Regions from separate parts of the Homo sapiens genome. Here region 2 is linked to region 1. The links are chromatin loops, found by intact Hi-C in ENCODE. Cell type or tissue: mammary epithelial cell. All regions are shown on one strand. Links, peaks and the distances in the headings refer to the core of each region. The heading gives the core; the rest is flanking DNA. Region 1 has its middle 450 kb from the start of LINC00348. Region 2 has its middle 230 kb from the start of KLHL1.

The links. A loop is a pair of places that touch in the nucleus more often than their neighbours do. Peaks named below come from ENCODE experiments on the same cell type or tissue, not always from the same donor. Only the 100,000 strongest peaks of a DNase experiment are listed, where the experiment ranks them.
Region 2: it touches region 1 in a loop (13-fold over the local background); 15 of 110 quality-filtered maps call a loop at or near these places.

Annotation. Positions count from the first base shown.
Region 1 is chr13:70,566,770-70,571,178 of GRCh38, reverse strand. No RefSeq gene overlaps it. Among named protein-coding and RNA genes, the nearest start is that of LINC00348, 450 kb to the left of the region's middle. In mammary epithelial cell, for the core only: a CTCF peak has its summit at 2,409 (motif pointing right); no DNase peak of the experiment used is centred there; H3K27me3 peaks cover 61 bases.
Region 2 is chr13:70,337,308-70,341,716 of GRCh38, reverse strand. No RefSeq gene overlaps it. Among named protein-coding and RNA genes, the nearest start is that of KLHL1, 230 kb to the right of the region's middle. In mammary epithelial cell, for the core only: a CTCF peak has its summit at 1,715 (motif pointing left); no DNase peak of the experiment used is centred there.

The DNA.
Region 1 (4,409 bases), core at 109-4,108:
AGAGAGGGGCTGCCATGGCCTTGGGCAGCTCTGCCCCTGTGGCTTTGCAGGGCACAGTTCCCCTCCTGGCTGATTTCACTGGCTGGCATTGAGTGTCTGTGGCTTTTCCAGGCACACGGTGCAAGCTGTCAGTGAATCTACCATTCTGGGGTCTGGAGGACAGTGGCTCTCTTCTCACAGCTCCACTAGGCAGTGCCCTAGTGGGGACTCTGTGTGGAAGCTCCAACCCCACATTTCCCTTCTGCACTGCCCTAGGAGAGGTTTTCCACTAGGGCCCTGCCCCTGCAGCAAACTTCTGCCTAGACATCCAGGTGTTTCCATACATCCTCTGAAATCTAGGTGGAGGTTCCCTAACCTCAGTTCTTGACTTCTGTGCACCTTCAGGCTCAATACCATATGGAAGCTGACAAGGCTTGGGGCTCACACCCTTTGAAGCCATGGCCTGAGCTGTATCTCGGCCCCTATTAGCTATGGCTGAAGCAGCTGAGATGCAGGCACCAAGTCCTTAGGCTGCACAGAGCAGGGAGACCCTGGAATGTGTCCGCTAAACCTTTTTTTTTCTCCTAGGCCTCTTGGTCTGTGAAGAGAGGGCCTGGTATGAAGGTCTCTGACATGCCCTGGAGACATTTTCCCCATTGTCTTGGTGATTATCATTAGGCTCCTTGCTACTTATGCAGATTTATGCAGTCTGGTTGAATTTCTCCTCAGAAAATGGGTTTTTCTTTTATATCGCATCATCAGGCTGCAAATTTTTTTAACTTTATGCTCTACTTCCCTTGTAAACATAAGTTACAATTCCAAACCATATATTTGGGAATATATATAACTGAGTACTTTTAATAGCACCCAAGTCACATTTTGAATGCTTTGCTGCTTAGAAATTTCTTTTGCCAGATGCCCTAAATCAACTCTCTCAAGTTCTAATTTCCATAAGTCTCTAGGGCAGCGACAAAATGTCAGAAGTCTTTTTGCTGAAGCATAACAAGAGTCACCTTTGCTCCAGTTTCCAACAAGTTCCTCATCTCCGTCTGAGACCACTTCAACCCGGATTTCATTGTCCATATCATTATCAGCATTTTGGTCTAAGCCATTCAACACATCTCTTGGGAGTTCCAAAATTTCCCACATTTTTCTGTCTTCTTCTGAGCCCTCCAAACTGCTCCAACCTCTGCCTGTTACCCAGTTCCAAAGTTGCCTCCACATTTTTGGGTATCTTTACAGCAGCACCCCACTTTACAGGTACCAATTTATTGTATTAGTCTGTTACCATGCTGCTAATAAAGACATACCCAACACTGGGTAATTTATATAGGAAAACAGTTTAATTGACTTACAGTTCCACATGGGTGGGGAGGCTTCACAATCACTGTGAAAGGCGAATGAGGAGCAAAGTCACATCTTCCATGGCAGTCTGCAAGAGAGCTTGTGCAGGGATACTTCCATTTATAAAACCAGCAGATTTCATGAGACTTATTCACTACCATGAGAACAATATGGGAGAAATCGCCCCCATGATTCAATTATCTCCCACCGGTCTCTCCCATGACATTTGGGGATTACGGGAGCTACAAGTCAAGATGATATTTGGGTGGAGACACAGACAAACCATGTCAGAGAGGCCAGTGAAGACTCTGAAAACACTAAACAAAAAAAGTAGGTTATTCATGCCTCTCCTCTCTCCCTTTATGATCTATACACATTTTCTCAAGAAAAATTGTTACCTGGGAAGCTGACCAGTGAGGAGCAAAGGGAGAAGATCTTTTACAGCTAAAAAAATACCATTGAGAAGTTTGAATTTTATATTTATGTTTTCTCAACTCTTGTTTGACTTAGAGTTGCAAGGAATCAGACAATAAGATGCTATTATCATATGACTGCTGCATAATATTTACAATCCATTTGTTATAAATGACGCCCCACTAGAGAAGGTTAATAATAAATTAAAAGCAGTATTTTCTTCATGTTAAATTTTACTATATATTCTACATATATTTAGTTAGTAGCCTATTGTATTATGTTTCAAAACTCTCATAATAACAATAAAACAAATCAAACAAACACACCTTATTTTAAGAGAGCCTTTACCTTAATAAATGATTTCCCAATCATACAGAGTTTATTAACTTAGATATGTTTCAAATGAATTGAAAAAACAATTATTATTTGGACAATGTGAATGCTATTAGTTTATCCAATATATATTACTGTCGGTTAAACCTCCCAAAAATAAGAACATCTTTTGTCCCACTTTCTGAAACTTAAAAATAAGAATAACATTTGAGGTAGAAAAATCTAACATTTCCATAATCATCAAGTTAAATAATCCATTTAAAATATGCTTGTAAATTGAAATTTATTTGTACCTTAACACCAGAATTATCTTCTTTGGCTCATACCACAGATTACCACCAGATGGTGGTAGAAGACTGACTAATACTTTCAATATTATCAGTAGGCAAGGCATATGTGCTTGGCAGTTTTAAGTTTTTGCTTTTTTCAGTCCTTTTTCCACATCCAAATAATTTCTCAATTCTTTACTAATACAGCTTTATTCTGTGCATAGGACTGAGGCTATTGGGACCTGAGGGTTGCTAGGATTATAAAACAGTAAATAATAGAAGAAATAATTCTCACCCATCTAAATTTAAGAAAATGAAACAAACTCTCAGGAAGATTAAAAGGTTAGGGAAACATTTGTTAAATTTCTTATTTTCAAATAATTGTAGAAAAATATATAATACATTTTTCTATATGTAAATACTATATTTACATATTCTATATATTCTTTATACTATGTACATGTATAATGTACATGTATTATATTGTACCATGTATAATACAATTATTCATAAAATGAAAGAAAAACATCTGCTGTGTGAAACCTACTACTTCAGCATGTACATGATAAGAAGTTTGGAATTCTTTTAATGTTCTATTATTGTTTCAATATCCAACACCACAAAAATATTGGAGTCTTACTTTCAAAGAATATGATTGACCTTGTGGCATTTTCGTATTGCACACAACACACAAGTGTGGCTTTGTAGGTACACAGGCAAGACACGCTATGGAAAAGAAAGTAAGAGTCAGGCTAACTTTTCCTGGTAGAACATTGTCAACGCTAAAAATGAATTTCATATTTTTTAACTCTTCCACTCTCTTTGAATTATTTCTCAATTTGACACATGACCTAAAATTCGTAATCCATTAGCTCCACATTAATTTTAATTGTTTCACAGATATGTTCATACAGAATTTTAAATGTTTGAAATTCTTGTGTAATGTGAAATCTAATCTTAATGAGAGGTATTTTTTCATTTGCCAGTAAAAATTCCTTAAAATGTTTATTTATATTATTTTCAAGAATAAAATAAAATGTATAACAAAAAATCTTTTTTGTTATTTTAGGATTCCTAATACATTCTAGAGTAAAGGATTATTTTTATTCCTTTGCTCGTCTATTAAATACTTTAATAGAATAGCATCTTTAGCATTTTCATCATGGATTTTAATTTTTTTCATCTTTTCCATAGACAAGCATATTCACAAACCTAACCACTTCAGCCAAAGGTCAACTAAAATAAAAGTTGTGGCATGATGTGATTAAAAATTAGGATTATTTTGAGGGTTTAGCAGTATATGATTCAACAAATAAAAATAATTTATATATTTGTGTGACTCTCCTGATAAATATTGTGCTTGAATTTTAATAAGAATGTGTCTAAATTTATTTTATCTCAAATTAACAAGTGAAAAAAACATGCTTTTATCATTAATAGACATTGTTCTTCATTTCTGAAGAAACCTTCAGGAAAGCAATGTATATTAAAATATAATATTACATTTTAAATGTTTTTGTTTTGGTAGCTCGCTCACTGAGGGCTTGGCAGAAATATTGCACACAATGATCAAGTTAAAATGAGATGGGTTTTGATTAAGTTAGTTTTTATTGCGTAAATGTGGAATAAAAGTAACTAAAACTTGGCAATATTAATCATATATAATTCTTATTTTATTTTCCTTTATTCTATTTTGGCATTCTTCTGTCACTACCTTCAGATACTTTCAAGACAGCACAAAGTTTATTTCAGTTTCTGCAGTAATGCCCTGTGGCCATTTCAAAACTTGAATGAGTGGCCTAAAGTTCAAACCATTGGGCTTACTTAAGTTCATTTTTAAATATATGTATTTAAAAAATGTAATCGTTATTATTCCTCTCTGTTCTCTAAAATATTACCTAGGGAAAAAACTAAGTCTGTATATCTGCTGGGCAGCAATCAGCTTAGAGCTGAGCGGTGGCTGAGCTATTTAGACTGAGTGTGTATGTCCAGTTCCTCAAAGTTTGTATAATTACCTATTGGATTCCTAAAAAAAATGATCTTAAATGTCAGTTATCATTAATTACCACA
Region 2 (4,409 bases), core at 165-4,164, 230 kb after region 1:
CTTTGCGTGGTAGTTCTTTTGTTTAAAACTGGGCTCCCAGTCTCTTCTGGCTTGCAAGATTTCTGCTGAGAAGTCTGCTGTTAGTCTGCTAAGTTTCCTTTTATAGGTAATAAGACCCTTTTCTCTAGCTACCGTTAAGATTTATTCTTTTGTGTTGACCTTGGATTGATTACCATGAGCCTTGGGGATGGTCATCTTGTATAGTATTTCACAGAAGTTACCTGGATTTCTTGCATCTGTATGTTAAACTCTCTAGCAAGATTGGAAAAATTTTGCTAAATTATATCCTTAAATATGTTTTCCAAGTTGCTTACTTACTCTCCTTTTTTCTCAGAAATGTCAGTAAGCCATAGATTTGGTTGCTTTATAGAATACCATATCTTGAAGGATTTGTTCATTATTTTTTGTTATTTTTTCTTTATTTTTGTCTGACTGGGTTAATTTGAAGGTTGAGTGTTTGAGCTCTGAAATTCTTTCTTCTGCTTGACCTAGTCTGTTTAGGCTTCCAGTTGTATTTTGAAATTTCTGTTGTGAGTTTTTCAATTCCATAAATTCTGTCTGGTTCTTTCTTAATACGGCTATGTTGGCTTTAAAATCATAAATAATTTGTTTGGTTTATTGGTGTTAGACCCTAATGTAAATGATGAGTTAAAGGGTGCAGCACACCAATATGGCCCATGTATACATATGTAACAAACCTGCACGTTGTGCACATGTACCCTAGAACTTATAGTATAATTAAAATATATAAGATTTTAACTTTCTTTTGGATTTCATTGAATTTCCTTGTTTTGTTGATCTTTTGTGTTTTTTGTAATCTCCATTTCACTTATTTCTTCTGTAATCTAAATTATTTCCTTCAGTTTACTAACTTTGGGCTTAGTTTATTCTTGTTTTTCCACTTACTTGAGGTGCAATGTTAGGTTGTTTATTTGAGGTCTTCCTTTTTTCTTGATATAAGCATTTACTGCTATAAACTTCCTTTTTAAAGTTTAAAATAGCTTTTGCTATATTATATAGGATTTGGTTGAATTGTATACTTTAAACAGGTGAGCTTTCTGTTATGTAACCTATGTATCACATTTAGTGCAAATGTGTTCCAAGATTAGTATTTTTTTAAGTCAACCAGTTTTTTCTCCTGGAGAGGAAGTTTACCTTATGATGTCCATGGTGATTATTCCTCAAATTACGTTTTCACTGATATTAAAATTGCTGATTCACATTCTTATTGATTAATATTGAGAGTATACCTTTTACTATATTTTTATTTGTCATATATACATACATACACACACATATAGCTTTTAATTTGCTTCTTATAACTTAAAATATTACTGAGACTTTGTGTTTTTAACATTTTATTTTTAAGAATTAACAGACTAATTTGCATTATTTATTAAAATAGCGTTCCTTGCATTTTTTCTCCTTACCTTCACTAACTTGTGTTAGATTTAATTTCCATCTTTGTGAAAATATTTTATTTGCAAAACTAAATATTTGGTAACTTTTAGTTATTCAACTGATTATTTTCTACTTTATACCCATATTAGAGTTCATTATTTTGTCATTGTGAAACAGCTTCATTGTCTGAGGTAAATACCCAAGGTTCGTTGTCTGGTGCCAGGAAGATTTAGGACACCAACACTTAGGAGGAGTTTAGGAACAGAGGTTTAATAGGCGAAAGAAAGAGAGAGGAGAACAGCTCTCCCTCTAGTGGTTTCTGAAAGGAAAGGCCAGCCAGTGGCAGAGTTCGCCAGATTTTATAGTCAGGCTTGAGGAGGCAGTGTCTGATTTATGTAGGGCCCACAGATTGGTTCTAGGGCCCACAGATTGGCTCTATCAGGTGTGACATTTCCATAGGATGGGGAAGGCTGGCCACCCCTCCCTAATCTTATTATGCAAATAGGCTTTCCACTTGACAGGTGCCATCTTGTCTGCTCCTTACTGTATACGTGGCTGGCAAAGGGAAGGGAAGATGGAGCTGCCATTTTGAACTTGTCTAGTCCCAAGTAGCTTTTTCCTGCTCTTATTCACCCCTGTAAGCTTCCATCTTGCTCATCTATTGCTGCAGCTCGATTTTACAGGCTGCTGTTTGTTAGAAAATGATTTTGAGGCTGCTATTCATTAAAAAGGAAAACCTTACTGAGGACTCCCATACCCTCACTATCTGCCTAAGTAATTTCTTAACTCCTAAATCAATTATTTAATAGCTTAAAATGTGTAGGAAACTAAAGCTTGAGAATCTAAGTAAATTGCTCAAAAAATATACAAGAAGGCTAAAAAATAGGCCTAAAAATATCTTCACTGTATGTGGTCTATATTACAAATTGTTTAGTTTATATAAAAGCATGCAACTTCTGGTAATATGGCACAACTTATGATAACATATAAGAAAATATTAAAGCAGATAAGTGAAGAAAAAAATTTAAGTAAATTAATATTGGGTACTTTTTACAAGATATTTTCAGATGGATGTTCTCATATAATTACAAGAAAAACCTTAAAATAGTAATTATCATCTATTTTCATAGACATAGAATAAATGTTTAGAAATGATATATAAATTATTCTCATCATAATGTTAGTAAATTATAACCTAAACTCATAATTTAAGATTGTGAAAGCATGAGGGTTATTTTTAAAGTTTTTGTGTTTTTTTTTCCTTTCCTTTTGAACATTATAGCACTTCTTGTTATAGATGGGTGGGGGATTATTGAAATTCCGTCTCCTGTTTTTCTTATTTCCTCAGAACAATATTTTCTAAATCATGGTTTTTTTTTTTCTTTTGCTTTAATTAAGAATTTCCATCATCCACCAACTTATACTCAAAGACCAGCAGCAGACTTCAAGCTGTCCTCTTCTTGACTGATCATTCACAGGAAATATTCCCTCAAGGGAAAACACATCATTTCTGTATGAAAAATGAAATGGATGTGTCACATGGAAGGGGACTGTCAAGCATAAAACATACAAAGAAGTCCCTTCTCTCAGTTTCATGTCAGTTATTTTTTTACTTCTCATAAAGCAGGCTGTGTTATAAGGTCTTAGGCAAGTACATTAAAATATTTAGAAATTCAAAAGATATTTTTAAAATTAGGAGTAATTAAGAAAACTTTATCTTTTATGTCCATTTTATCTAAGTTCTTATTACAGTATAATTTTGGATTCATAGTCAAATGTTTACTCAGCCCAATTAAATATTTTGGCATATTTTTGATGCATTCTGCTCCAAGCAATAGACTGTTCTACAGCAGTACTAGGGGACAAAGACTATTCTATACTTACAAAAGTATCTCATAATTGACAGAGACTCTCCTTGAGCAAACTTTAGTCAGGCTTCTGTGACTCCTCTTCTCAACTAAGGTTTGACTTTTGTATTTCCATGTTCAAAAGACATCACACGATTGTAGAATATTAGCACAACTTTAGCAAGAATCCTGTTAAGTTGGTTTAGCAACAATTCCCCACCCTCGATATCTGATTATCCTCAATATTTGGCCAGCTTCCCTACTAATGCCCCACCATCCTCAGATTGATACCTGATCATACTGGACTGCCTTCCATGAGAATCCTGTTAGGTCAGTTACCTACTCTCTTAATAAATTTTCCTGTCCCCTGATGCTCAGATCTTTCTTCTTGGTTATAGAGTTTCACTTTTCTTTTCTTTTTTTGAGACAGAATCTTCCTCTGTCACCCAAGCTGGAATGAAGTAGAATAATTATGGCTCACTGCAGCCTTGACCTCCTGGGTTCAAGCTATCCTCCTGCTAGTTCCATCTAGTCTCCTGAGTAGCTGGGACTACAGGTATAAACCCAGCACACCCAGTGCTAAAATTACAGGCATGAATCCCACATGCACCCCACTTTTCTTTATTGTATTCAGAATTGAGCCTCATTCTATCCTGAGGTCTCTTTCCCCCTACTGCAATAGTACCAAATACAATCTATTCTTCACACTTTCTAGCTGTGTCTGTAGACAGTTTCTATCACCGTCTAGCTTTGGTTTTCTTTGACAAAACTCAACCACAATTTTGGTTTTTAGAGTAATCAAAGAGTTTGACAATGTAAACTTTCAGCTTCAATTGTTTTATGGTGCAGATAAAGCAGCCTAATATCTCATGGCTTTAAAACAAATCATTATTTCTGTAACATGAAGTTTGTGGACAACTTCATACCCACTGGATTCAATGAGCTCCATTGGGTTTTGTTTTGGCTTTACATGTCTACTCTTTTCCCAAACCCAGGCTGCAAGGAAAAAGTCTAGAAAAGAAGGAAAGAAAAGGATAATTCTGCTTAGCTTTTCAGAGCAAAAGAATGGGATCTGGATTAAAAGACAAGCCTTGACTTTTTTTTATTATATTTTAAGTTTTACAGTACATGTGCACAATGTGCAGGTTTTTTACATATATA